Regions from separate parts of the Homo sapiens genome. Here all the other regions are linked to region 1. Evidence: chromatin contacts called from ENCODE Hi-C or POLR2A ChIA-PET data. All regions are on one chromosome and are shown on one strand. Each heading gives the region's core, a stretch centred on a gene start or an enhancer-like site at or near the end of the contact. The rest is flanking DNA. Distances are from core to core; before and after follow the strand shown. Region 1 holds the start of SLC3A2 (solute carrier family 3 member 2). Region 2 holds the start of MARK2 (microtubule affinity regulating kinase 2). Region 3 holds the start of ZFTA (zinc finger translocation associated). Region 4 holds the start of PLAAT3 (phospholipase A and acyltransferase 3). Region 5 holds the start of PLAAT4 (phospholipase A and acyltransferase 4). Region 6 holds the start of ASRGL1 (asparaginase and isoaspartyl peptidase 1).

Region 1 (4,630 bases), core at 1,530-4,029:
CCACTGCACTCCATGCTGGGTGACAGTGTGAGACCCTGTCTCAAAAAAAAAAAAACAAAAAACAAAAGGAATTGACTTCAGCCATTTGGAGCCATGAGGATCTGTGAGTGAGATACTGTGTCATGTTGGACCATCTCAAAGACAGCTTCTGACCCCACAGTTCTCAACCTTGTTCTTACTTATTTTTAGAGACAGGGTCTCGCTCTGTCTCCTAGGCTGGTATGCAGTGGTGCCACCATGGCTCACTGCAGCCTCACAAACTCCTGGACTCAAGTGATCCTCCTGCTTTTGCTTCCCTTGAGTGTTGGCATCTCATGGGACTCCAGGGGCACATCACCAATTACAGATGATAATTTTTTTTTTTTTTGAGACGGAGTCTTGCTCTGTATCCCAGGCTGGAGTGCAGTGGCGCGATTTTGGCTCACTGCAAGCTCCGCCTCCCAGGTTCACGTCATTCTCCTGCCTCAGCCTCCTAAGTAGCTGGGACTACAGGCACCCGCCACCACGCCTGGCTGATTTTTTTTTTTTTTTTTTGCATTTTTAGTAGAGACGGGGTTTCACTGTGTTAGCCAGGATGGTCTCGGTCTCCTGACCTCTTGATCCACCTGCCTCGGCCTCCCAAAGTGCTGGTATTACAGGTGTGAGACACCACGCCTGGCCTTTTTTTTTCTTTTTTGAGACAGAGTCTCACTCTGTCACCCAGGCTGGAGTGCAGCCGCGCAATCTTGGCTCACTGCAACCTCTGCCTCTCGGGTTCAAGCGATTCTCATGCCTCACCCCTCCAAGTCTGGGACTACAGGCGTGTGCTACTATGTCCAGTTAATTTTTGTATTTTTAGTAGAGATGGGGTTTCACCATGTTGGCCAGGCTGGTCACGAACTCCTGACCTCAAGTTATCCGCCACCCTCAGCCTCCCAAAGTGCTGGGATTACAGGTGTCAGCCACCACACCTGGCCTGTTAGTTTTTTTGAGGCAGAGTCTTGCTCTATCACCCAGACTGGAGTGCAGTGGCCCATTCTTGGCTCACTGCAACCTCTACCTCCTGGGTTCAAGCGATTCTCATGCCACAGCATGAGAAGTGGGATTACAGGGATTAGTAGGTGGGATTACAGGTGTGAGCCACCACACCCAGCCAGGCCCAGATAATTTTAAAATTTATTTTTTTATTTATTTAGAAATGGAGTCTCACTATGTTGCCCCGTCTGGTCTTAAACTCCTGGCCTCAAGGAATCCTCCCTCCTTGGCCTCCTAAAGGGCTAGGTGACAGGCATGAGTCACACTGCGCCCAGCCTTGAGCTTTTGTGCTCGAGATATAGTCCATTCAGAACCTCTGGTTGGCACTTCTTATCTGGCACATGCAGGGCACCTTGGATCTCTTATTATCTTTGAGCACTGGTCTGAACCCACTTGCTTGCCTTCTCCCAGGGGCTGCCCCGTGCACCCCTTGTTCCTAGGGTGGGGATGGGGTTGGATGCCTGGGGTTGCAGAGGGGACTAGCAGAGGGTGACCCTTTTCTCTATGCTATTACTTCAGATCTTGGCTTTTGCTTTCTTCCAAATACACAGCAATCTTGGCTTCCAGCCTAGGTGGGAAAGGGAGAAAGAACCGATTTCCTCCAGCTCCTCTCTGAAAGTAGCCCAACTGGCACTGTTTAGGAACAAGGAGTTCCTGAGAGTGTTGGCACCCCACGGTGTTGATGTCCGGTAGTTCCCTGCTGTGAACCCTGTCTCTGCCCCACTTCAATCCAAGGACCCTGTGGAGGGAATTCTAGGCTTCTTCAAAGCCTCTGCAGTACCAGCTGCCTCCAAGGCCTAACATAGTGAAGTGATAGGGAGACAGGACCTTGGGGGAGTTTGGGGATAACTGTGGGAGTTCCTGCAAGGTGGGTAAGAGTCTGGCCATGGCATCTTCTGGTCTATTCCACAAAAAAGGTGGATGCCTCTGAGACCTAGCTCTGTTATGTTCATTACAGCCCTATCAGTCTCTTCTGGATGTCTGATTCCTAGCTGCCAAACATCCAGGTGCTAGCAGCTGGGGGTGGGGTAGGATAAGAAGGGGGGTGTCTACCTCAACCTTCCTGCCCAAACCATTCATTTTAAAGTACTGTGAAGAAGGCTGGATTAGTGTTAAATTCAATAAAGTTAACAAAGCAAAGTATTGTAGTGAGTACACAATAAATAGTTGCTGCATGAGGAATTTCTTGAAATGAATTCAAGATGAGTCTTGAAAAACGAGTGGGAGTAAGCCGTGCACGGAAGCAGAGGTCTAGCAGAGGTCTAGCGCCAAGTCCCAGAGGCCTGAGAGGGCAAGCCTTGGTGGGGGAAAAGGCAGAAGTTGTGACTGGCTGCCTCTGAGAGTGCAAGTAGCCATGCAAAGTTGGGAAAACCAGACGGCGGCCGGAGCCGTGAACCAGGGGCAAATGGAGGATGGTGTTGGGGTAGTCACTAGCCTGCCGGAATGGAAGAAGAGGGGCGTTTGGGGGCGGTAAGGCCTAAAGGACACTGGAGGGGCCTCGGGATTTGGGGCAGGATCACAGGCCTAGTCCACTTAAAGGTGGCTCCGTGCCAGGCCTTCCCAGAATCAGGTTGAAAAGAACTTTAGGGTTAGACAGGTTGGAGATGAGAAATTGGACCATGCAGGAAGTACTGTCGGAGGCGTGTTCCTGACTTTACTACCCTGAGCCGCCCACGGCTGGGGCAGTCCCCGAGGTTCCACCTTAAGGGGCGGGCCGGGGCGGGGCTCCGCTGCCCCTTCCCAGAGGCCGCGCCTGCTGCTGAGCAGATGCAGTAGCCGAAACTGCGCGGAGGCACAGAGGCCGGGGAGAGCGTTCTGGGTCCGAGGGTCCAGGTAGGGGTTGAGCCACCATCTGACCGCAAGCTGCGTCGTGTCGCCGGTTCTGCAGGCACCATGAGCCAGGACACCGAGGTGGATATGAAGGAGGTGGAGCTGAATGAGTTAGAGCCCGAGAAGCAGCCGATGAACGCGGCGTCTGGGGCGGCCATGTCCCTGGCGGGAGCCGAGAAGAATGGTCTGGTGAAGATCAAGGTGGCGGAAGACGAGGCGGAGGCGGCAGCCGCGGCTAAGTTCACGGGCCTGTCCAAGGAGGAGCTGCTGAAGGTGGCAGGCAGCCCCGGCTGGGTACGCACCCGCTGGGCACTGCTGCTGCTCTTCTGGCTCGGCTGGCTCGGCATGCTTGCTGGTGCCGTGGTCATAATCGTGCGAGCGCCGCGTTGTCGCGAGCTACCGGCGCAGAAGTGGTGGCACACGGGCGCCCTCTACCGCATCGGCGACCTTCAGGCCTTCCAGGGCCACGGCGCGGGCAACCTGGCGGGTGAGTGCAGCGCGCCCCCGTCCCGGGTACCTCCGGTTGAATCTGGTGGCTTGCACCGACCCCCTCCCCTGTCCCCAGACGGATCTAGATGGTTCTTCCCTCCATCCCGTACCGACGACTGTTCCCCCTTCCCCCACCCCCTCCCCGGCACATTGTCCTTCCCTCCTTTCTTTGAAGAAAGCCGACCCGCCCCTCACTCCGTCACGAGGGTGGGTGACTCAGCGTCCTCCTTCCCCGCGGCGCCAGAAGCCAGTTGCAACCGGTTTCTGAAGTAATGTGCAGGACTCCTTACATCAGCTCCTCTGAGTCTCGTGATTCAGCCTTGCCTCCCTCTCTCCCCCTTTGCCCCCTCCCCGTCCCACCCTTAGGCGCTGGGAGAAGGGAGGGTGGGGAGGTCAGGGGCCTCTCAGAGGGGCCTCACTTGTTAACCCAGCCCCCATTTCAGGTCTGAAGGGGCGTCTCGATTACCTGAGCTCTCTGAAGGTGAAGGGCCTTGTGCTGGGTCCAATTCACAAGAACCAGAAGGATGATGTCGCTCAGACTGACTTGCTGCAGATCGACCCCAATTTTGGCTCCAAGGAAGATTTTGACAGTCTCTTGCAATCGGCTAAAAAAAAGAGTGGGTATCCTGGGGTTCCCAAGGAAACAGCTAGAAAGGACTTGGCCAGAGGAAAAGTAGGCTAGAACTTTTGTCTGGTTTCCTGCTAACTGGCTCTGAGTTTTCCTAGGGCAGGTAGAGGGGAGATTTGTTAGTCTTCAGCCTAAAATGGATTTGTCCAGTCGTCTGGGGGCTTTCTACTTGGCTGTGGAATCTTGAGCAGGTCATTTAACTTCTGGGCTTCAGTGCCCTTATTTGCAAAATATAGATATTTACTAAACCAGTGGTTTTAAACTTGTAAAACAGTAGGTTTTTTTGGGGGGGGGGAATCCCAAATATTGTTTTACGACTCGATATAGACACATGTTTAAAAAGGTTCACTTTGGGAGTGGGGAACACAGGGGCCACTTCTCTGCACTATAAACTTTCTGCCTTCCAATATCTTTTTTTTTTTTTGAGATGGAGTCTCACTCTTGTCACCCAGGCTGCAGTGCAGTGGAACGATCTCAGCTTACTGCAGCCTCCTCCCCCAGGGTTCAAGCGATTCTCGTGCCTCAGCCTCCTGAGTAGCTGGTACTACAGCCGTGTGCCACCACACCCAGATAATTTTTTTATTTTTAGTAGAGACAATTTTCAACATGTTGACCGGTCTGGTTTTGAACTCGCCTGGCCTGCCTTCCCATATCTTAAGGCCCTTCCTT
Region 2 (4,630 bases), core at 1,067-3,566, 960 kb after region 1:
GAGAATCACTTGAACCTGGGAGGTGGAGGTTGCAGTGAGCTGAGATCGCACCACTGCACTCCAGCCTGGGAGATAGAGCGAGATTCAGTCTTAAAAAAAAAAATTTCAAGATGGTGACAGCAGAGCATTAATCCAAGCTCAGGGTCCACCTGAGCACAGGGCTCTGTGTGACTGCATGGGGTCGTGGGCCCAAGAAGCCAGCCCTGCCTATAACCAGTGAGGGAGCTGGTGATAGCTTTCTAGCAGAGCAGAGATGTTATTGGAGCTGGACTTTGGGAAGATTATTCTGACATGTCTGGTGCAGTAGGTTGGAGGGAGTCTAGGCGGGGAGACAAGCTCAGCAGCCTTGTGCAAAGCTAGCAAGGAAGAGAAAGGATAGGTAGGGTAGGGGTTGGGGATGAAGGTCAAAGGGCAGGGGTGAGGCAGGGGTTAGAGCTAGAGTGAGAAGCTTGGAGAAGATGGAGTCTATTTAGACGAGAGTGTGGACCAGGGAGAGACTGCTGGAACACCAACCACCAACTGCTTCCTCTCTCTTTTCCCTGCTTTCCAGACCCTGGCATTAGAGGTGATACCAGGCACAGGAATCAGCAACGTGTCTCCCTTTGGCCACCAGAGGGCAGATGATTCTCAAGGATCGAATTTGGGTTGGGGAGTGAGGTGTTCTCTGTCCTCCTCTTCTCTCTTTCCCTCACCTTCATGGGTGTGCCTTCACCTTCTTCCTCAACGGTTGGGTGCCTGAATAGAGCTGGTATGGGGCATGGGGAGCAGTGCTGAAGTCCCAGGATTTACTAAGAGTGTAGTGATACCTGTTGCCTTAGGAAGTACTTTCATACCCTGGTAATTACATCTGCTCAGATGCCTATTTCTCTGATTGATGGGATGAAGGCTGGCTCAAGATGCTGTAGCTGGGAGTTGGAGGTCAAGTAGCAGGGGTCCAATCAGCAGTTTTCCCAATAACTCCTGGAGCCTCTCTGCTCCTGTACCTTTGGGAACCTGTTGCCTGAGTCTGGTTTCTGACTCCTGCGGGGCCTCTGCCTCCTGCCCACCTTAAGCCACTGATGGGAGGGTGTGGTTCCAACGTGTTCCAGGTACTATGGGTGAGGACAGCTTGGCGCTGGGGAAATCAGCCCAGGATACTCCCTGTCCTTGGTAACGCAGTGTAAGGGGAAGTGAGGAATGGACTGCAGTTGCCATACAGACTTCCTGTTAGTCAAGGGCTCTCCAAAGCTGAGAAGGACCTCCGAGTTCATGAATCCAATGGCTTCACTTTACTGATGGGGAAAATGAGGCCCAGAGGAGGAAAGAAAAGAAACTTTAAATGCCTTATCTTGCAGAGGCATTTTAAAAGGTAACTGGAATTCAGAAATGTCATTTTGAATGTCAACGCAGGAGCAAAGGCAAAGGAAAGAGGAGCCTAAACTCAGTGATGTTATGTGATTTTTCCAAGATCACGCAGCATTGGCACTTGGCAGAGCTGGGGCTGAAATGCAGGGCCCTGGACGCTCCCGCATCCGGTGCAGAGGACGCTGCCCTGGGCCTGCCTGGGGCCTTGCCGAGCCCTGCGGACTAGATGCGGGAATGCACGGATGAATCCACAGAAGCCAAGATAGACGGTGGCAGACAGGCAATAGACTGATGCTGCATTTGACAGGTATATTGATAGGCTAGATGATAAAAAGAAGATGAATTTTATGAGCTGACCGACAGATGGACAGAAATGCAGACAGGAAGCTGCTATAGAACCAGAGGATGCCAATCACAGGGACGGCTAACAATCTTGTTTTGTATTTAGTCAAATCACAAGCACAGACAGGTGACCCACGCTTCCTGTTCAAGGTTTGAAAATGCCCGAAAACTGACGGAAAGACACGAAGCGAATCAGACTCCGAGAGCCACCCGGGGAAACGACCGGGTGCTCGGAGGGCCTCGGGTGTTGCCGGAAATGGCCGACGACCGCCCTCGGCAGGGCTGTGGGAGGGGGCGTGGCCGGCTCAGCACGCGGAGCAGCTTCGGGTATTTCCGGAAACTGCCGAAAGCCCCCTTGAAGTGGGCGGGGAAAGGCCGGTGGGCGTGGCTGGATGGCCGTGGACGGGGGCGGGGGGTAGGCACCCGGGGTCGCTTCGTGGATTTCCGTAAACAGAGCCGAAGCTTCGTCTTCGGAATCGAGGAGGAGAGCGCGTCCCCGGGGTTTACCTTCTTCGGCTGTTTCCGGAATTCACCCGTAGTCTGTGGCCGGGAGGAGAAGGCGCGCCCCACCTCCCGTTTCTAGCCGCTTCGGATGTTTCCGGCTGCTGCCGGCGAAAAGAGCCGAGGGCCGGCGGTGGTGGCGGCCATGTTGGGAGCAGCAGGTCCGGCGGCGGCTGCCTGTGTGCCGGGCGCGGAGCAGTGCCGCTGAGGGCAGGGGAGGAGCGAGGCAGGCGGCCGGCTGCGGCGGCAGAGAGTAGGCGGAGCGGCGCGGCCCGGCCGAAAGGCGGCACAGCCCAGCCGGGGGTCGGGGGGGTGCGGTCCGGAGCCGCTCGGAGCCGGCGCGGCCTAGCCCGAGCGGCGCATCCCCGGGCTGGCGTGAGCGGCTGCCCGGCCTCCCCGCACCCCCGGCCGGGGCCCATGCGGCGGGTGCTCCTGCTGTGAGAAGCCCCGCCCGGCCGGGCTCCGCGCCTTCCCTTCCCTCCCTTCCTCCAAGCTTCTCGGTTCCCTCCCCCGAGATACCGGCGCCATGTCCAGCGCTCGGACCCCCCTACCCACGCTGAACGAGAGGGACACGGAGCAGGTAAGGAGCCCCGAGGGCTCCCCGAATTCTCTGGCTGGGCCCTTTGCACCTTGCGGAGCCTCCTCCCTCTTCTGCTCTCCTCGTGCCCCTGCTGCCATCCTGCAAGCCTCGGCTGCCCTGTCATCCGGCTCCTGGCTCCGGCTCCGCACATCCCGCTTCCGAGTCCTGACCTGGGACCCACCTCGTCCTGACTCCAAGCTGCACACTTGTCTTTCTGCCAACCCCCGTCTCCCCTCACCGCCCTCCTGCGCTCTTCCGTGTCACCTCCCCAGCTTCCCTTTCTCTTCCCTTTTTCTCTCAGGGGCCTTTCTGGTCTTCCTCCACCCACGCTTAAAGCAGCCACCCTCCCGCTCCTCGAATAGCAGCACCCCGCGATTTGCCACAGATCGTTGTCCACCTCTCCCTTCGTCTCTCCTGCCTCGCTTCCCCTCCGCCCGCACCGGTTCTGCCAGTCTCTGGGTTATCACCCTCAGGGTCCTTGCCCTGGACTGCGCTCTCGATCCCTGGCCCCTTGCAGTTCCCCCAGCTTTTTCTACCCTGCTTCTTCGTTTTCCAAATTGTGCTCTCCCTCTTGCTTGCAACCCACCAGCTCCACCCTCATCACCTTTCCAAATCCTTCGCCTACTCTTTGCTCATCACTTTCCCTTCTTTGCTCCAGGAGCTCCCTGGATCCTGGCGCTGGCATTTGTCGCTTCCGTGTTTCCCCACAGCTGTCATGCGCATAGTTTTCCCACAGGTTGCGTTTGGGGTTCCAATCATCACTCCCTTCAGAGTCTTTGGATCCCTCTTGTTCTCTTCCCCTCGGGTTTGGCTTTTAGGTCCCTGGGCCTCTTGTTTCTCTCTGTGAGTGTTCTACCAGCCTTCTACTGGGCTCTTTCTCCCAACCCAAAGACACTTGGCCCCACCGTATTAACACAACCTGTTGCTCAGTCCTTTCCCAGACCTCGCTGCATCACAGTTTTTGCCTTTCTGTCTTCGTACGCTGGAACACAAACCATGATGACTTTCTGTGTCTTCACTCCCGTGCCTGGCACTTAGAGTATTTTCTTTCTTGCTTGTTGCCTTCCTGTTTCTCCACCCTCACCCCATCTTCCTTACTGTGCCTTTTAATCAGCGTTGCCTTTCATCTCCGCATTAGTCTCCTGCCTTCTTCATGTCCTGTGTATCCCCACACCGTGCTTGGATCCATTCTGTTCCTATTGGCTAAGTCTCTGTAATGCCCAGGAAGTCCAGGTGTTTTGCATGCTAGTTTCTTGAGCTACACCTCAGCCTCACGACTCTACACGGTCCCCCTCATCCTGGCAGTCACTGCTATGTTTTTCACCCAAGTCTTAGCCTTTCTGTGTCATCTCACTTTTGATCCCAGAGACGTCCACTTTCCACACCTCCCCTTTCTTTCACCATCTCTAGCGTCCTTTGCTGACTGCTCTGTGCAGAGTCCCCTGCCTGTCATACCTTTCTTGGTGGAGAACTTTACTAGGCCAAAAAAACTTGACTTGAAAAAGAAGTGCTTCTGCCCCGGGGCTGCTGTGCTTTTTGCCTTCTTTCCCCTCCTTCCATCCTTTATGTTTCCCTCTTACTCCCTTCTTTCTTTGTAGCCCGGTAGAGCAGTTGTTGTATTCTCTTGCATGTGAACATTCTTCTTTGAAAAATCTTACCTCCTTTCTTTTACTGTGTTTTTCTATTTTGTTACCCCCTGGCCCTCTGTCACCTGGGCAGTTAGGAACTAAAGAGAAGTTCTAGGCAGAGTTTTTCTCTGCAGGGTTGACCCTTTTATTACTTGTGGATTATTTGCTTCTGGGGGTGAAATAGGGGTTGAGAGGGAGGGATGGTTGATTTCCATTTCATCACTGGGTTTGGCAG
Region 3 (4,630 bases), core at 684-3,183, 890 kb after region 1:
GGGCTAGGCATTGTCAGTTCCCCAAATCTAGGCCCCCACATGGGAGGGATCCCCAAGACAAAGCTGCCAACATCTCCAGGGAAAGGAGTTTCTGAGACTGAAACTTCTCCAGATTCTGGAGGAGCCAATGACCCTGTAAAGGGATGGCAGGAGGGCCACCAGAGTGACAACTAATGACACTGCGGCAGGGAGTGGCCACCATCCACTGAAGCCCATTAAGTCTTTCTGGGGCTTTATTTGCTGCTCTGGCAGGGAGCCGGCCACTGCCCAGCAGTCAGAAGGGCGGGCACTGGAGAGGCCCCACTAACCCAATGGTGTTCCCTGTGCCAGACACCCACCCAGAGCAGTCCCCTACCCTCCCTACAGTTCCCACCCCTCTTGATTTAGAAAAATGGTCTCCTGGGCACACAGGCAGGTTCTGGTCATTCTCCCAGTGGAGAATCACAGGGTTGGGAAAACAAAAGACAGGATCAGAAAGGGCTCCTGTCACCCTTGTGGAAGTTTTTTTGTTTTAGTTTTTATTTAAGTAGATCCATAGAATCCACTGGCTTCGGAGTCATAGGCCTGGGTTCAAGTCCTGGCTTCACTGGTAACTTGCTCTGTGACCTTTGATAGGTCATGTCCGCACTCTGGGCCTGAGCTTCTTTGTCTGCAACGACACTGGCTAGCTGGCTGGTCTCTAAGCATCCTTCCAGCGCTGGATCCAGGCTAGTCTAAGGTGGATTGGCCCTTTAAGAGCCGAAAAAGGGGGAGGAGCCGAGGTTCTTTAAAAACAAAAGGGGATGGGGCGTTTCTGGGAGGGGAGAGACCGGGAGGGGAGCCTGGAGATTCGGGCAGAGTCTCCCTGGCCTGGAGGAAACCCTCAAGGGTCTTAAGGCGTGACCCTGCAGCCGGGAAATGAGTCAACAGTCTCCTTTGAGAGCGAACGAGGAGGACTGGTTGGTTCCGCTAGAGCTGACAAATTAGGGCAAAAAAAAATTCTGAAAAGAAGGGAAGGGAGAATGCACCGGCCGGAGGGGTGCCTGCCTTTGTGGGCGAACCCATCGCTTTAAAAACTGCCCGCGGTGGGAAAAGATGGTGTGGGCCCCCGGGGCGCAAGCGATGCACTTTCCTAGGGAGAATGTGGGAGAAAAGAAAAAGGGTGCATGTCTCTCACAAGGCCACGAGACGAGAGGAGCAGCCCGATTTAAAACAGCAGAGTTCGGAGCTGAGCTCAGCTCCGCTGGGGAAAAGCCCCCGAAGGGGACCCAGGGTCTGGGCGGACTTTTGAGAGAAAGCCCGATTAGGGAGACCACCTGGGAGTCTGAAAGAGAAAGGGGCGGGGGCCAAAGTCCAGCCTCGCTCCGTGGCGCCCTGCCCCGTGGGGCCCCTCGGGCCTGGCCCCCAAGGCGGGGCGCTGCGGGCGGCAGCGGGGCCCTTTAAGGGGGAGGCGAGCCGCCCGAGCCCCGCGAGCCGACCCCGGGAGCTGGGCGGGGGGCTCCCCCGCCAGCCCTGCAGCCGCGCTCCGCGCCCACCAGGTGGCGCCCCCGGCCGCCCTGCCCGCGTCCCCCGCTTTGTTCGGCGGCGGAGAGGGGCCCCGAGCCGCAGCCCTCCCTTCCCCCACGCCGGGGCCCCCGCCCGGGCCGCCGGCCCCAGCTCTTACCGCCTTCGTCTTCCTCTGGCTCCGCGCTGCCGCTCGATCCGGCGGGCGGCAGCCGTCGGCCCCGTGCCGAGGCCACTGCTGGCCCGGGGCCGCCCCTGCCGCCGCTGCTCCGGCTCCGGTGGTCCCCGCCGGGCTCCATGCGCTGCGCTGCGGAGCGGGGCCCCGGGGCGGCGGGGCGCGGGGCCGCGGGGCCGGCGGCAGCCCGCGCGGAGCGCTCGCTGCGCGGGGCCCCGGGGCGCGGGGCGCATGCACGGGGCGGCCGGCCGCACGGACGGCAGGCTGCTCGCTCGGCGGCGCGGGCTGGACCGGGGTGGGGATTCCTGTCTGGGGCCCCTGGGGCTCCTTTAAGGGCTCCTGGGTAAATTTAAAGGGGCCGCGCGCTATTTCCTCCTGCCAGCTCGCGGGGGGCTGGGGGGAAAGGCGGGAGGCAACGAGCCCAGCCGAGGCTCAGCAGCCTGCGCCCGCTCCGGACGCTAGGGGCACGGACCTCGCCGCCCCCGCGGGCCCGCACCGCCGCCTGCGGGGCTCCGGTCCCGGCTCCCAAAGGGTCACTGAGGTGGCGAGGGGCGCCCGCGTCCGCTGCGACGCGCTTCCACCCGGGCTCGGCTCGCGGCCACCGCCCCCTCGGGGCATCTCAGCGCCGGGAGCGCCCGCTGAGGAGGCCGGGGTCCCTGCCCGGGGCTGCCTCCCGCCGCGCAAGCGGGTCGCGAGCTCCGTGCGGGCCCCGGAGCGGCCGCTACTGGCAGGGGCCCCAGATGGCTGCGGCCCCGCCGAGAGGGTGGAGCCGTGGGGGCGGCCGCGCCCCCTCCCGCGGGAGCCGCCCGGGAGCGCTGAGAGCTCGGGCTTCTCATGGGAGGGGCGGACAAGCGAGGCTCCCCCGAGCCAGCCAGGGGTGGGGGCGGCGGCCGCAGTGACTCGGGCTGGGGAGAGGGGCGCACAGCAGACCCGCAGAGAGCCGGCTGCGCCGGGGCCCGACCCTGCGGGCTGGAGGTGGCCCCAGGATGGAAGCCGGGAGGAGAGGGCGTGCGCGGCGGTGACTCAGGATCCTGCCCCCGCAGGCCTGGGGGTGCCTGACGAGGCCCTTGACGCAGCCCCAGACCCCCGGCCCGGCCCTAGGAAGCGAAAAATGCTGGCCCCGGGCGGGGTGTCGGGCACCTGGGGAGGCGCGTTACCACGGCTCGGAAGCGCTGGGCGGACCCTGGCTGCGGGTCCCGGGGCGCCCCCGGTCCCCCAGCTCCGGAGAAGCGGAGCGCAGGGACCCGGAGAGGCAGCCGGGGCGCAGCAGCCTGGGGTCCTCCTGCGAGGACCGGCGGGAGGAGCAGGTGCTCGCTTTGCCTGAGGTTGGGCGCCCACAACAAAGGCGATTCCTGGAGATCCAAATTACAGGGTGCGGGAGGCCTGCAGGGTCTTCTTATCTGGAGGCGGGTTTTGTTCCCTGCACTGGCGAGTTACCCAGCTGTCGCCGATGGCAGTTCGTCCGCTTGTCACCACCTACTGTGTGCCCGCATGCTTTCAGACGCTGGACACACAGCACTGAAAAACATGGGCAAGACCGATACTGCCTGTGACTTTCCTTCTCAGAGGCACCCACAGCCTCTGAAAAGGAAACCGCTCCAGCCTTTCGGGAGCCATGGGAATTAAATTACTTGGAACACAGGAAACCTGTCCCCGAAGTGCTTATGAGGAGGGGACAAGAACTAAGATTTCTTAAGTGCCTCTGGGCTCTGTCGCCGCGGAGATGTCCCGTCTCTTCCTCAGCCCCCATGTTGACGTGCTTGAGACTCCACCTTGGGTAAACTGAGTCTCCTTTCACAGCTCTGCTCTCTTCGCGGCAGGCCCTGCGCTCAGGGGGGCGGGGGGGGGTTGCACTTCCTCTCACCCACTGGGGTCAGAGGCCCTGATGCTGATGGGTGCCACGCAGGCCCTGAGATGGGAGATTCCTTAATTCATTATGTCCCTCATCTGTGCCAGGCCCGGGAACACAAAGGGAAAGTGAGACAGAGACCTGGGCTTCACGCACTTCTAAGTAGTATGGTTTAAAAAAAAAAAAAAAAGAAAAAGAAAGAAAGAAAAGAAAGGAAAAGAAGCTAAAAGAGCCTAATGTCCTAAAATGAAAGAAGCCTGTTCTTCTGGGGCCAAGGGCCCTTGTGCTTTATTCTAGTTTAGTTGCTCACTCCACAGAGAACCAATGCTGAGGGCCAGCCCCTGTGAGACTCTGGTGTCTGTCCTGCCAGTGCTCTGTGTGTATAAAAAGGGTAATTTTATTACCAGAAGAAAGGTATCAAAGCCACCTGGAGCCACCTTCAACAACCTCTGCCCTCCCCTTCCCACCCACATTCTGCACGACCTCAGGAACGGCTGCACGCTTGACAGTTCTAAAAGTTTCCCACTCACTACTTGATCCCCGCAGCAGCCCCGTGAAGCTGGAACTTTGTTGTCGGGATGAAGAAATGGAGACTCAGAGAGTCAAGAGCCTTGCGCAAGGCCATTCATTTATTTCTGCACTTCTTTTCTTGTTCAGAAAGCAGTCATAAGTGATGAGAACAGGGCTGGGGGTGCAGAGACTTAAGAATAACATAATGCAGTGGGGGGGTACCCCCCAACCCCACTGGGGGAAGGGGAAACCAATGGCAGTGAGTCAGGGCCACATTCTCACTTTCTCAGGCCTTAGGTGCTTTTGTCTTCATGAGGTATCTTCCTCTATTTAAAAAAAAAATAAAAATTTAAATAATTCAGTAGATTTTCATGGGCCCTACGCATTTATTTTTTTGATGTGAGAAAAAAAATTGTCTTTGACCCTTACATTTTTTTCATCTAATTTTAAAATAAAACATTTTCATGAGCCCCTAAAAGTACCTTGCACTCTAGGCACCAGTGCCTCGGTGCCCTGGGTCCCTGGCACTGATTGCAGTAGAGGGTGATAAGCACCAAGGAAAAGGGAAGCCCCAGGAAGGGTCACCCAACTGGGGAAGACTTCCTAAAGAGGGC
Region 4 (4,630 bases), core at 742-3,241, 730 kb after region 1:
CTAATCCTGATGGTTAAGGCTTTTCCTTTGTCTCTCTAGTTTTATATGAAAGCAGCTTTTGAAATTAAAATTAATAAAAAGTGTTCTTCAATCAACTGGGAGCAAAGATGGACTAGTAGATATAGCTCCCCTGAATACTGACCATGAATATGCAAAGATTGATTTTGACAATGTCATGGACAACTTTTCAGAAGTTTCAAAAACAGAAGTTGTAGTGTTACTATTATTCATCTCTGATACCATCCTACATCTAAGTTTTTCCTTTTTTCAAAAATACATTAATGTGATTAAAACCTACTAATCCATTTTTTTTCCTGCTTTTGCACTCACATTTACTTTTTCATTTTTAATTTTTTTACTCTCATGATTACATATATAAGGTTTTTACTGTCATGATTACATATACGAGGTTCAATAAAAGAAAATGCTCACTGTGTTTCTTTCTGGACATTATTACTATTCATTGCATGATTATTGCTAAAAATAATGTTATCAGATAGAGAATGATATTAAAAAGTGACCACTCCAGGTGTCAAACAAACATGCCAGATACACCCTGACACCAGGCAAAACTCTTTATATGGACTGAGATAATAACAACAGTGAATTATGGTTGAGCACTCAAAATGTGTGCTAGGCATTGTTCTGGGCACTTTCTGAGTATTAAGTGATATAATCTTCACTCTGCGGCAGGGCTCGGTGGCTCACGCCTGTAATCCCAGCACTTTGCGAGACCGAGGCGGGCGGAGCACGAGGTCAGGAAGTCGAGACCATCCTGGCTAACACGGTGAAACCCCGTCTCCACTAAAAATACAAAAAATTAGCCAGGCGTAGTGGCGGGCGCCTGTACTCCCAGCTACTCGGTAGGCTGAGGCAGGAGAATCGCTTGAACCCGAGAGGCGGAGGTCGCAGTGAGCCGAGATCATGCCACTGCACTCCAGCCTGGGTGACAGAGCGAGACTCCGTCTCAAAAAATAAAAATAAAAATAAAAATAAATAAATAAAACAAAACCTTCACTCTGGGAAACAGTGGATTTGAACTTGATGAGAGTCTCACAACCAGATGCTCAACACTAGGAGGGTCCACCTCCAAATCCCATCCTCTGAATCCCTCTGCTGCGGTCCGGCCAGGCGGAAGGGGGGCAGTCGCCAAGCACAGTTAACGCTGGGACTCCGCTGGCAGGGCTGGTCATGGGATGAGTCAGCTGACATAGCCCCCAAGGCCTGTCCCGCTGTCCGGGTGTGGCTCCGGAGGGCAGCGCCAGATTTCTGCGGACAGACCTGCCCTGGCCACCTCCCTCCTGAGGGTCCCGCCTTCCGCTGGGCGCGTTTCAGGCAGGGCGCCCCCACACCGGCCCCCGGAAGGACGCGCCGAGACAACTCCCAACAGGTGCGCGCCGACCCGCAGCTGACACCGATGCCTCGCAGCTGACAGAGGTGCGGGCCCCACATCCTCGAGGCTCCTCTCTCGGAAGCAGTAATTCAGGCTCCGAGACAACGAGTCCCCACTAACAGGGGGCTCCCAGCCCCGCCCAGCCCCGCCTCGCCCCGCACTTACAATGGGCGCACGCATCTTCCCTCGCGGTGTGGACCCTCAAGGCCAGGCTCGATTTCGCTGCGTAGATGTCTGAGGCAGGGGGAGCAGGGATTTATTGTCATTAACAGGAAACTGCGTCTCCAGACCCCACGGGACTGCGGCTTCTGTTGGGCAGGGCGTGAGAGGCGCGCCTCGGACCCCAGGAACAACCACCTCGCTCCCTTTAACAACTTTCTCGCCGGGGCCCGGCGGGCGCCCAGGAGGCTGCAGGTGCCAGCGGGCGGCTCGGCAGGCTAGTCTACACCCGCCCTACCCAATTAGATCTCTTCCTCGCGGAAGGGGAGAAGCATCCCAGGCACCTCGCCCGGCCTTATCGCACCCTTCCAGGAAGACCCGATCCACCCACCTCGCGGTCTCGGAGGCAGCGCTGCAGCCCCAGCAATTGGACCGGGTCTAATGGCCGCGGTGGCCGGGCCGGCGTGAGGTCACCCGGCCCCTCCCCGCGCCGCCGGCTAATGAGAGCCTCGCAGAGCGCCCGGCCCCGGTCCCGAGCCCGGCGACTGCAGGACGCCCGCGCCCCCGGCACCGCCTCTTCCCGCCTCACCCATGCCCTGCGCGCCCAGCATCCAGGAGTCGCACACACTCGACCTCTGCACACACATCACACTGCAGGGCCATGATGGGTTTACTTTCGCCTTCACTCAAGAATGGGCTTATAGTTTAAAAACTGAAGGAGTTAAAAATATACCACCAAGGGCCGGGCGCGGTGGCTCACGCCTGTAATCTCAGCACTTTGGGAGGCCGAGGCGGGCAGATCACGAGGTCAAGAGATCGAGACCATGCTGGCTAACACGATGAAACCCCGTCTCTACTAAAAATGCAAAAAATTAGCCGGGCGTGGAGGCATGCGCCTGTAGTCCCAGCTACTCGGGAGGCTGAGGCAGGAGAATCACTTGAGCCCGGGAGGTGGGGGTTGCAGTGAGCCAAGATCGCGCCACTGCACTCTAGCCTGTGCAACAAAGCGAAACTCAGTCTCAAAATATATATATGTGTGTATATATATGTATATATATGTGTATATATATGTGTGTATATATGTGTGTATATATGTGTATATATGTGTATATATGTGTGTATATATGTGTGTATATATGTATATGTGTATATGTGTGTATATATGTGTATATATGTGTGTATATGTGTGTATATATATGTGTGTATATATGTGTGTATATATATGTGTATATATGTGTATATATGTGTATATATGTGTGTGTATATATATGTGTGTATATATGTGTATATATGTGTATATATATGTGTGTATATATGTGTGTATATATGTGTGTATATATGTGTGTATATATGTGTGTATATATATGTGTGCATATATATGTGTGTATATATATGTGTATATATGTGTGTATATGTGTGTGTGTGTGTGTGTGTGTGTATATACACACCACCATGGCATATTGGCTGTTTTGAATTAAAGGCATTTAAAACTCAGCAGGTGCAAGAAGACCCCTTTTCTGTGTCTTAAAAGCAGATGAAATTTCCATGTTGAAGGACACCTTCCTTATACTAGAAGAAAAAGCAACATCCTTATCCTCAAAGAGGAGATGTTGAGACGGAAAGAATTCTGTACAGACCTTGTTGAAATAACTTTTTTCATTTTTTACTTTTTGGGGTTTTTTGTTTTTTTTTTTTTGAGACAGTCTCACTCTGTCACCCAGGCTGGAGTGCAGTGGCTCTATCTCAGCTCACTGCAACCTCTGCCTTCCGGGCAAGCGATTCTCCTGCCTCAGCCTCCGGAGTAGTTGGGATTACAGACGTGCACCACCGCGCCCAGCTAATTTTTGTATTTTTAGTAGAGACAGGGTTTCAGCATGTTGACCATGCTGGTCACGAACTCCTGGCCCCAAATGACCCACCTGCCTCAGCCTCCGAAAGGGCTGGGATTACAGGCGTGAGCCACCACTCGGCCCATTTTTTACTTTTTAATTGACAAAAATTGCCACGTATTTGTCATGTACAACATGTTGTTTTGAAATATGTATACATTGTGGAATAACTAAATCGAGCTAATTAACATATGCATTACCTCACATACTTCTTTTGTGGTGAGAACACAAAACCTCTCCGTAATTTTCAAGAACATAGTACATTGTTATTTACTATAATCACCATGTTGTGCAATAGATCTGGTGAACTTATTCCTCTATTCCTCCTAACAGAAATTTTGTACCCTTTGACCAACATCTCCCTGACACCCCCCTGTTCCCCCCAACCGCCGTAACTGCCATTCTACTCCCTACTCGTGGGTTCCATTTTTTTAGATTCCATATATAAGTGAGATCACAAAGTATGTGTCTTTCTGTGCCTGGCTTATTTCACTGAACGTAATGTTCTCCAGGAAAATAACTGTTATCTGGTAAGCCTCCCCACATAATTTAGTTGCATCTTTTTAATTTTTATTTTTATTTAAATAGAGACAAGGTCTCAAACTCCTGGACTCAAGTGATCCTCCCTCCTTGGCCTCCCAAAGTGCTGAGATTACAGGCGTGAGCTACCGGGCCCCGCTCTTAGTTGCTTCATTACAACTTACTATTCTTTGTCCAATTCGGTGTAGAAGTAACTGACACCAACTACTTCTTTGGGTCTTCATTTCCTTATGAGGGCTCCTGTGTTGCAGGACGCAGAGGAGTAGAGAGACCAGTATAGGCCGGGCGCGGTGGCTCACGCCCGTAATCCCAGGACTTTGGGAGGCCGAGGCGGGTGGATCACGAGGTCAGGAGATCGAGACCATCCTGGCTAACACAGTGAAACCCCGTCTCTACTAAAAATACAAAAAATTAGCCGGGCGAGGTGGCGGGTGCCTGTAGTCCCAGCTACTCGGGAGGCTGAGGCAAGAGAATGGCGTGAACCCCGGGGGGCGGAGCCTGCAGTGAGCCGAGATCGCGCCACTGCACTTCAGCCTGGGCGACAGCGAGACTCTGTCTAAAAAAAAAAAAAAAGGAGAGACCAGTATAGGTGAATACAGGAGGATATTTATTTTAAGGTGCACACCAGCTCAGTGGGTTCACATCCAAA
Region 5 (4,630 bases), core at 1,314-3,813, 660 kb after region 1:
CTCAGGGGCAAGAGAGATTCTGGTTAAACCACACTAACAGGATTCTTGCTGAAGACAGGCCGGGGTGATCAGACATCACCTGGAGGACAGTGAGAAGGATGAACCCGGTCAGATATTGAGGGTGGGAAGTTCCTGCTAAACTGACTTGGCAGGGTCCTTTGCTAAAATTAGATTTTACAAGGAAGTACAGATGTGCCTAGGAAGAGGTTTGGGAACCTGACTAAAATGTGGTCACACAGAGAATCTTTGCCACCATGCCCTCTCCAGCCAGGCCAGTCTCCCACCACATCTGTGTTCACCTGCCCCAAAGCTCTCCCAACCCCGTCATGTAGGGGTTTCTACGGAGGCTGCATAATGTAGACATTACTGATTAAATAATGGTGATCAGTCCCCAACCTGAAGTTATCCAGCTCTCCCTCCTCAACCAAGAGCCACCTCATTAGCATAAACTCAGATTTGTTTGACAGAGACTCCTTCTGAATAACATGACATCCTATCACTCAGGAAATTCCAAGGGTCTTAGGACCTCTGTGTCTGGAACTGGGGTCAAAGACCAAAAATATATTTTTTTATCATGCCACATAAGGCATAAATAAACTTTTATTATGCTACAAGGCATAAATTTATTTAAAAATAAAAATTTTTATTATGCCACAAGGCAAAAACCCAGACTCTGGGATTGTTGAATGCAGACTCTTGTGGGGGCCCCCTTAAAGAGTTTTGTGATCCTAAATATTTCAAAATGGAGTCACTTACGACAAGTGACTCAGCCCACAGTGAAACTGCTGAACCCTCAAAATGATAAACATAGGTATAAAGGACTGAGGTAATAAGATAACATCTGCTGTGGCCAGACACCCCCAAGACCTGATGAGAAACTGAAACCAAAAGGTGGCTGAGATAATGACCATGGACACTCCTGCAGAGGGCCATAAAAACAGCAAAGAAACTGACCACGGCAAGACACCTGTAGAAGCTCTGCCCGAGAAAGCTCTGAGGCTTCCTCATGATATCCACAGCGGTCCCTGGAAGCTCTGCCCAAACACAGCAACATCGTTCAACAGTGTTTTGAGTGAAACCCAGAGGCATGCTAACCTAAACAACAGAAATGGGGGTTTTTTGTTTTGTTTTGCTTTGAGACATGGTTTCACTCCAGTTGCCCAGGCTAGACTGCAGTGGAGCAATCTCAGCTGACTGCAGCCTGACTTCTGGGTTCAGGCGATCCTCCCATCTCCGCCTCCCAAGTAGCTGAGAGTACAGGCACATGCCACCATGCCCGGCTAATTTTTTTTTCTGTATTTTTAGCAGAGACGGGGTCTCGCCATGTTGGCCAGGCTGGTCTTGAACTCGTGGGCTCAAGTGATCCACCTGTCTAGGCCTCTGGTTGGGTGTGAAAATATGGCCCAGTTCTGGCCAATGGAGAAGGGAACAGGTCATCTGGGGAACTGTGGGAAAGACTTAACTCCCTGAAAAAAAGACAAATGAGAATTATCTTTCCCTCCATCTTTTGGGCATAGCCAGGTAAAAATGGGCCACTCAAGGCTGCTACAGCCATGGGAGTCCCTGCAGGGCAACAGTGCAGACCCAGGACCAGTGCAATGGAGACAGCCTGCTGAGTCCTTGGTGACCTTGGTGAGCCACTAAACCCAACCTGAGTCACCCTCTTCCTGCCTTTCTGTTACCGAGACAATGGGTGTCCAGGCTGTTGAAGCCCTTTTGAGTTTAGTTCTGCTTCTTGCACCCAAATGCATTTTAATGGGGCCATGAGCTCCCAGGCTCCACATGGTCTAAGGTACCCCTCACCTCCAGGGCATCCCCATGGAATGAAACACCCCCTCTGGCCTTCTCCCAAGACTTCTGGCCCAATATTTTCTGGGTGTCTTTACAAGACAATGTCCTATGGGGTGCACTGGGGATTGACATCTCCCTGCCTCCGAATGCCTCCCCTTCCTGGAGTAGGAAGAGCTGCCCAGGGTTCTTTTTAGAAGAGACCTTTATTTTGGCCAGGTGCGGTGGCTCACACCTGTAATCCCAGCATTTTGGGAGACCGACGGGGAGGCAGATCACAAGGTCAAGAGATCGAGACCATCCTGGCCAACATGGTGAAACCCCGTCTCTACTAAATATGGAAAAATGAGCCAGGCATGGCAGCAGGTGCCTGTAATCCCAGCTACCTGGGAGGCTGAGGCAGGAGAATCACTTGAACCCGGGAGGCAGAGGTTGCAATGAGCCGAGATCGCACCATTGCACTCCAGTCTGGGTGACAAGAGCGAAACTCTGTCTCAAAAAAACAAACAAACAAACAAACAAACAAACAAAAAAGAAAAAAAAAGAAAAGACCTTTATTTCTCAAGCAAGGGCAGAAATTCAGGGCTCCCCTTCGACTCTGGCTGCTCCCAAGGTGGCTTTAAAGCACCAATGAGTCCATGGCTTGTGTAAGAAATGATTAGTCCTTCCATCTAGAGAAATAGCTCCTTTTTAAACAGTTGTCTCTTTTAAACAGTGTTTAGTATTTAAGTGAGGTTGAAACAGTGTCAAAAGGAAAGTGAAAGTGAAATTCTCTCCTTCAGCATAAAAGCTGATCCACAAACAAGAGGAGCACCAGACCTCCTCTTGGCTTCGAGATGGCTTCGGTAAGTTTCCCAGGGCTTTGCATTACTGACTCTACAGCAGTTGGGCAGCTCCCCCTAGGAAAGGCCTCAGTCCAGGCTCCTGGCCTTGGGCACACAGCTCCAGAGCTCGTCTTTAGAAGGCTGTCATGGAAAACTGTATTTGTCTTTTAAAAGTGCATCTGCCCAGCTGGACAGGGAGTCCTCTGGGCAGAGTCCACCTCCTCTGCGTAACTGGCACAGTGCGGGGAGCCCGGGACTCCCATGTAGTAGAGAGCTGTGGGGTGCCGGGTGTCAAATCTACCTCAGCCTGAGGAGAAGCCAGAGTGTGGGCAGGTGGGGGACTCTGGGTTGTGGGAAGCAAGCAAATCCCAACATCGTCTGCTTCTGCTGTGACTGGGGCTCAGTCCCTTCTCGGCCCCAAACGATGCTTTCTCTCTCCTCGTTCCTCTGTGGCATCATCCAGCCTTCTAAGGTGCATTCTAATCTCAGCAGCTTTCTGAAAACTGAAATTTCTCCTCCTATCAGCCCAGATGTACCGATTGGCAGAAGCTCTAGGGAGAGCAGGCTGAGCTCGGTGGTGTGTGACTAAAAAGGAACAGCGGGGCTCAGGCTATTACTAGAAACAAAACCATTCCGGGAAGGAGTCCTGCAAATTCTGGAGGGCAGCCCACTCCAACAGCACCACCTGATCCTGGGGAAGGGCTTTACTGCTGCCAAAACAAATCAGGGCTTTTAACAGGGAGCCCAGGCCAAAGCTCATATCTCACTGGCCACCAGCTGAGGTTGCCAGTACCTTGACTGTGGTTTTAGACATTCAGCATTGCAGTTAAAAGCCCCTCTCTCTCCCCACATGGAAACCATCTCCTGTGGTGCCCTGACATACAGAGGAGGAGCTGGGAGGGAGTCCTGGCCCTGCTCCTTTCTCCTCCCTCTTCCTTGTCTATTTCCTTGCCCCATTCTACGCCAGGCCCTTCACTGGGTCCTGGAGGTGCAGGGAGGGAGGAGCACACAGGATCCTGCCTGCCTGGAGCTCACAGCCCAGAGGGGCACAGGGAGGCACAGGGAATTGCAGCTCAACTTGACCCCTGCAGAGAGCAGCAGAGGCCCCCGGGGACCCAGGTCCTAGGAGTGGGGTGGCGGGTCAGCTGAGCCAGGCTGGGGCCATCAGGGCAGCTTCTCAGGTGAGGGGGTTTGAGGGAGGGGAAGAGGAAGAGTGGCTGCAGGGAAGTGATGGAGGCAGGGAGAACCAGATGTGCAGAGCAGCAGAGACCAGAGCCAGGGCAGTAGTGAGGGGCTGGGATGTCACTCAGTGGGCCTGTGGGTGCAGAGCCCAGGGAGGGAGAGGAGGGTGAGGAAGGGCCAGTCAGGAAGGGCCTGGGAGCTGCCCACAGGGTGTGTCCTGGGCCCTGAGGTCAGAGGACGGTCATGGCCAGATGTGCCCTTGGGAAGGCCACCATGGGTTCTGAGGAGTTGGATATGGAGTGGCAGGGACAGGAGGCAGGGGCTGGTCAGGGGGTTGTGGGGGTCACAGAGGCAGGCATGGGGCTGCCTGAACCAAGTCAGTGGATGGGATATTGACAAGCACACCAACAAGGAGAAGCTTCCGGAGTCCACATTGATTGGTTTTAGTGACTGGATATTGGCATGAGGAAGAGGGCAAAGGAGAGCAGACCCCAGGTCTATGATGGGACATCCTGGGATGAGGGAGGAGGAGGCTGTCACCCACTGAGGACAGGGACAGAGAGGGTGAAAATGGAAAAATCCTCCAGTCATGAGGCTGCTATGCCCTGGGGCAGGACATGGAGAAGTGGGAAGGAGGTGAGGAAGGGGAAGAAGGTGGCCAAGACAGGAACCAGGGTGAGGGGTGTGCAGGGAAGAACCAGCTCGGCCTCCTTCCAGCTGAGTGTTCTCAGGAAAGCCCTGCCACCTCTCTGATCCTCAGTTTCCCCATCTGTGCAATGGGATGATCATGCCTTCCCCTGGGGCTGTGGAGATGGTGCAGTTATTGTAGGACAAGT
Region 6 (4,630 bases), core at 691-3,190, 540 kb before region 1:
AAGCCACATGCTGAAGGGAAGAGAAGGAGATGGGACATCTGTGTCACCTTGGAGCTGCTGCACCAGCCTGGGCAGCAACCACTAGATGTCTTGTTGTTGTTGTTGTTGTTGTTGTTGTTATTGTTGTTTTCAAATCAACAGTTATCTGGTTAAACCACTGTGGTCACGTTTCGTCAGGGACAGTTGAATACAATCCTTAATCCATAAAATGATTGTTGATGGAACATCGTCTACAGAGGAGTTAGCCAGATTCCTTCTCCTATCCCACAGAGCCGGACAAAAAGATGCTTCCTCTTTCCTCCTCAAAGACCAGAAGTTTATTTTCTAGAGAATTTATCTAAGAGACTTTGGATTGGGATGGGGAATACGAAGCCCATCAGAGAAGTAGATAAACGCATGAGGCTGAGATGGGAGGATCAAATGGAAACCAACATTCTACCTGCTTGGGCCACCAGCCACCTTCCCCAGCCTCAGCCAGATCACTGAATTCCAGATCAATCAGGAAAAACAGTAGAGATGGGGTTTGAGTTAGGGCTAGGCATAGGGTAGGGTTCAGGTTCCTATAAATAGCTGAAACCAAATGATGGTGAGCTGTATTATGATGACACAACTAGGCTCACGACCAGTTGAGACGTGCTAAAATAACCCTCTTCCAAGAGGTGAGTGTGGGAGACAGAATAACGGCCCTCAAAGGTGTCACATCCGAATCTCCACCTGTGAACACTCCTCACATGGCAAAAGGGACTTTGCAGATGAGAATAGAAATTGTAAGAAAGGGAGATTATCCTGGGTTATCTGGGTGGGCCCAATGTCATCCCAAGGGACTTCCTTTAAGAAGGAGGCAGGAGAGTCAGAGTCAGAAAAGAAAATCGTGATGATGGTGACAGAGAGAGAAGTGACGTAGCAGCAGAAACAGGCCAGAGGGAGAGAGAGTTAAAGATGCTAGGCTGTTGGCTTTGGCAATGGAGGATGAGGCCATGAGCCAAGGATACAGGCAGCTTGTAGAAGCAAGAAAAGACAGATTCTCTTCTGGAGCTTCCCGAAGGAACTCAACCCTGCAGACCCAGTTTGAATTTCTGACCACCAGAACTGTAAGATAATGTGTGTTGTTTGAAGCCAATAAATTTGTGGTAATCTCTAACAATAGGTCACTAGAAAGGGAATGACTGATCCTTAGTGGGGTGCCAGGGAGAAGGCTTTGCAGGAGGGGTTCATTTAAACTGGGCCTTAAGGCAGGAAACGAAGGTAAAACAGGAGTAAAGGGAATTCCCAAGAGTGGTAAAATATGTTATCAGTTGTGGGTAAACAAGAAGGGAAAGGACTCTCCTATCCACAGGAGATCAATCACAGTTTGCCTGGATCTGTCCCTGTTTATGCCCATTGTCCCAGTATAATTTTTTTTTCTTTTGATTCGGAGTTTCACTCTTGTTGCCCAGGCTGGAGTGCAATGGCGCGATTTCCACTCACCGCAACCTCCGCCTCCCAGGTTCAAACGATTCTCGTGCCTTAGCCTCCAGAGTAGCTGGGATTACAGGCATGCGCCACCACGCCCAGCTAATTTTGTGTTTTTAGTAGGGACAGGGTTTCTCCGTGTTGGTCAGGCTGGTCTCGAACTCCCGACCTCAGGTGATCCGTCCGCCTCGGCCTCTCAAAGTGCTGGGATTACAAGGCATGAGCCACTGCGCACAGCCTAGCGTTGCTTTTCAATCTGCAATTACAAAATCGTGGCATGCCACTTCACGCTTCTCGCCACCAACCCAACCACCCAGCCCCTAGCCTGGTCAGGAGCAGGAGGTTCCCCGCGTGCCACCAGGAAGCTCGGGCCGGCCAAGAGCGTAGACTCTTGAGAGGAGTGAGACAGGTGCGCGCCAGCCGGCCTTCGGGGCTTTATGGGAACTGGGCCGTGCGGCGGTCCCGCCCTCGTGCGCAGGCGCAGAACCGTTGTGACCAGAGCGGTTGCGGGCTGAGCGGTTTCGAGCCGGCGTCGGGGAGCGGCGGTACCGGGCGGCTGCGGGGCTGGCTCGACCCAGCTTGAGGTCTCGGCGTCCGCGTCCTGCGGTGCCCTGGGTAAGTCGGCGGCCCTCCCGGAGCAGCCGCCCGAGACGCGGGAGGGCGAATGAAATAAACGAAAATAGACATTTTCCCGAAGGCGAAATAGACATCCTCCTTCGGCGCCGGGGCTTGGAGGCGGGCGGCGGTGGGCGCGGGTTAACGTCCCCGGGGAAACTGAGACCCCCAGCAGGTCCGGGCCGGGGGCGGAGAGGAACGCGGGAGGGCGCCGGGCCCCTGGGCTTTTCGTACCAAGCTCGACCGAGCCGCCCCTACCCACCCCCAGCTGCGAACCCAGCCGTTCAGAACAGAGACTGGGCATTGTCCCCACAGGGTCTCCCGAGGACCTTGTACCCGCGCGGCTTCCTTGGGCTGGCTTTGGACGACGCTTTCGCCTTCCTGCTGCCTAGGATCCGCCGACATGAATCCCATCGTAGTGGTCCACGGCGGCGGAGCCGGTCCCATCTCCAAGGATCGGAAGGAGCGAGTGCACCAGGGCATGGTCAGAGCCGCCACCGTGGGCTACGGCATCCTCCGGGAGGGCGGGAGCGCCGTGGATGCCGTAGAGGGAGCTGTCGTCGCCCTGGAAGACGATCCCGAGTTCAACGCAGGTAAATGTGCCTTTCAGCTAGTAAATAATGTGAGTCAGGTCAAGCTCCTTCTTCAGAATAAATAGAACCTACATAGTGTTAGGGAATCTAATGAGCTTTGGGGTGAAACTAAGTATGTAAAAAAGAAACAATATTTAATTTTTCTACCTGTGCTGAAAAGAGTCAAACGCTAAAATATTTGTAGAGATTTATACTGAGGCAAATATGAGTGACCAATGGCCTCTGATACAGCTCTTGGGAAATCCTGAGAATGTGTGCTTCTGGAGAGACATAAGATGTCAATCAGTACATACAAGACATACATTGGTTCCATCTGGAGAGGTGAGACTACTGGGGGAGGGGGAGTGGTTTCCAGGTCATAGTTAAGATTCAAAGATTTTCTGATGAACAATTGATTTAAAGTTTTGTCCAAACACCTGGAATCCACAGAAGGGAATGTCTGGATTATATAAGGACTTGTGGCTGCAGATAGAATTAATAGAAGGCGGTTTAGCACGGTGGCTCACGCCTGTAATCCCAGCACTTTGGGAGGCCAAGGCGGGTGGATCACCTGAGGTCAGGAGTTCGAGACCAGCCTGGCTAACAGGTGAAAAGCCACCTCTACTAAAAATACAAAAGAAAAAAAAAAAAAGCCAGGCGTGGTGCTAGGAGCCTGTAACCCCAGCTACTCGGGAGGCCGAGGCAGGAGAATAGCTTGAACCTGAGAGGCAGAGGTTGCAGTGAGCCGAGATCACTCCAGCCTGGGCGACAGAGCGAGACTATCTCAAAAAAAAAAAAAAAAACTGAAAAAAGAAGGGAATGTCTGCATTAAGATAAGAGGTTGAGGAGACCAAGATTTCCCTTAGGCAGAGGAAGTCTCCAGGTAGCAGTCTATTGAGAGAATAAATTGTAAATGTTTCTTATCAGAGTTGATTCTCTCCTGAATCAGGAAAAAGGCCTAGAAAAGGAAGGGGATTCTCTTCAGAATGTAGATTTTCCCCACAAGAGATAGCTTTAGCTTTGCAGGACTATTTCAAGATATGGCGAAGAAACGTAATTTGGGGTAAAATACTTCACTTTCAGGGCTTGCTATCTGTCATGTGATGTCATACTAGAGTCCCGCTGGAATTTGGTATCTTATTGCTACAAAGTCTGCTTTGTCAGTCTTAAGATCTGTTTTAATGTTAGTGCTGGTCAGCTGGGCCTGAATTCCAAAAGGGAGGAGGGAATAATGAGGCATGTCCTACCTCCCCCGACAAGGTTCCAAAGTTTTCAGGTTAACTTTGGAGTGCAGAGTGTATTCCTTTGTGTTTCGCTTCTTTCACTCAGTCCACCCTTTTTTGGAATACTAATCATTATAGCTAATATGAGTATCTACCATGTATCAGGCAGTGGTCTAAGAAATTTGCTTGATTTATTGAATCTGAACATTAAATGAGTTGATCATGTAACTCTCTTAAGTTGGTTAACTTGTGTTAAACTAACTCAAGTTAACTCATAATGAACATTAAATGATTCACTTATGAGTTAATCACTTAAACTCAGTTGAGTTAAATGAGTTAGGTATAAGTTAGGCATAATTATTATCCTCATTTCTCAGATCAGACTAAGGCATAAACAGATTAACTTGGTGGAAGACATTCATCTCTTTGTTTTAAAATGGCAAACCTAAGATCTAGGCTAGAGATTGAAATACTTCCTGGAATTATACCACCCATCTGTCAGGGAAAAGAATTTCAGGAAATCTTAATTAATCATCAAATATTTACTCTTGTTCTGTCCCCTTTACGCAGCACTCTTTAACACTTGTGAAAAATTGTGTAATTCTTCCTGAGACCGGTGCAGTGGCTCACGCCTGTAATCCCAGCACTTTGGAAAGCTGAGGTGGGCGGATCACTTGAGCTCAGGAGTTCAATGCCAGGCTAGGCAACATGGCAAAACCCCATCTCTACAAAAAAAAAAAAATACAAAAATCAGCTGAGCGTGGTGGC

Evidence for each region. Hi-C counts contacts between places; a loop is a spot of excess contacts on that map. ChIA-PET counts read pairs that join two places held with the same protein, here RNA polymerase II (POLR2A). Pooled maps may share reads with other maps.
Region 2: a loop to region 1 is called in a map of CD8-positive, alpha-beta T cell, with 24 times the contacts of the local background. The contact joins the promoter of MARK2 here to the promoter of SLC3A2 in region 1. A Hi-C loop is called at or near these places in 1 of 168 maps with a recorded cell type or tissue (CD8-positive, alpha-beta T cell), 1 of 37 single-sample maps with no recorded cell type and 12 of 50 pooled maps. POLR2A ChIA-PET finds 5 or more read pairs at or near these places in 1 of 52 experiments (WTC11).
Region 3: a loop to region 1 is called in a map of ovary, with 3 times the contacts of the local background. The contact joins the promoter of ZFTA here to the promoter of SLC3A2 in region 1. A Hi-C loop is called at or near these places in 1 of 168 maps with a recorded cell type or tissue (ovary) and 7 of 50 pooled maps. POLR2A ChIA-PET finds 5 or more read pairs at or near these places in 3 of 52 experiments (T-cell, activated CD8-positive, alpha-beta memory T cell and endothelial cell of umbilical vein).
Region 4: a loop to region 1 is called in a map of ascending aorta, with 4 times the contacts of the local background. The contact joins the promoter of PLAAT3 here to the promoter of SLC3A2 in region 1. A Hi-C loop is called at or near these places in 1 of 168 maps with a recorded cell type or tissue (ascending aorta) and 7 of 50 pooled maps. POLR2A ChIA-PET finds 5 or more read pairs at or near these places in 2 of 52 experiments (Caco-2 and GM12878).
Region 5: a pooled map shows a loop between it and region 1 (2.6-fold over the local background). The contact joins the promoter of PLAAT4 here to the promoter of SLC3A2 in region 1. A Hi-C loop is called at or near these places in 1 of 50 pooled maps. POLR2A ChIA-PET finds 5 or more read pairs at or near these places in 2 of 52 experiments (A673 and H1).
Region 6: a loop to region 1 is called in a pooled map, with 2.7 times the contacts of the local background. The contact joins the promoter of ASRGL1 here to the promoter of SLC3A2 in region 1. A Hi-C loop is called at or near these places in 1 of 50 pooled maps. POLR2A ChIA-PET finds 5 or more read pairs at or near these places in 2 of 52 experiments (GM12878 and Panc1).

Annotation. Positions count from the first base shown.
Region 1 is chr11:62,878,117-62,882,746 of GRCh38, forward strand. SLC3A2 (solute carrier family 3 member 2) reads left to right here and starts at 2,780. Exons shown (of 9, transcript NM_001013251.3): 1 at 2,780-3,331; 2 at 3,777-3,950. The coding sequence starts at 2,908. RefSeq lists enhancers at 2,102-2,151, 2,521-3,412, 2,802-3,071, 3,056-4,255, 3,492-3,771.
Region 2 is chr11:63,836,794-63,841,423 of GRCh38, forward strand. MARK2 (microtubule affinity regulating kinase 2) reads left to right here and starts at 2,317. Exons shown (of 19, transcript NM_001039469.3): 1 at 2,317-2,767. The coding sequence starts at 2,714. RefSeq lists enhancers at 1,003-1,991, 2,252-2,401 and a silencer at 2,412-2,651.
Region 3 is chr11:63,766,842-63,771,471 of GRCh38, forward strand. ZFTA (zinc finger translocation associated) reads right to left here and starts at 1,934. Exons shown (of 5, transcript NM_001144936.2): 1 at 1,643-1,934. The coding sequence starts at 1,781. RefSeq lists silencers at 1,351-1,650, 1,871-1,920, 2,051-2,260, 2,281-2,750.
Region 4 is chr11:63,612,442-63,617,071 of GRCh38, forward strand. PLAAT3 (phospholipase A and acyltransferase 3) reads right to left here and starts at 1,992. Exons shown (of 5, transcript NM_001128203.2): 1 at 1,944-1,992; 2 at 1,559-1,627. The coding sequence starts at 1,573. It overlaps LNCROPM (lncRNA regulator of PLAAT3 mediated phospholipid metabolism), which reads left to right and starts at 3,867. Exons shown (of 4, transcript NR_199012.1): 1 at 3,867-3,971. RefSeq lists an enhancer at 1-48 and silencers at 2,045-2,124, 2,145-2,204.
Region 5 is chr11:63,534,245-63,538,874 of GRCh38, forward strand. It overlaps PLAAT4 (phospholipase A and acyltransferase 4), which reads left to right and starts at 2,564. Exons shown (of 4, transcript NM_004585.5): 1 at 2,564-2,633. The coding sequence starts at 2,625. RefSeq lists enhancers at 716-805, 2,463-2,512.
Region 6 is chr11:62,335,508-62,340,137 of GRCh38, forward strand. ASRGL1 (asparaginase and isoaspartyl peptidase 1) reads left to right here and starts at 1,941. Exons shown (of 7, transcript NM_001083926.2): 1 at 1,941-2,067; 2 at 2,383-2,660. The coding sequence starts at 2,471. RefSeq lists an enhancer at 1,852-2,521.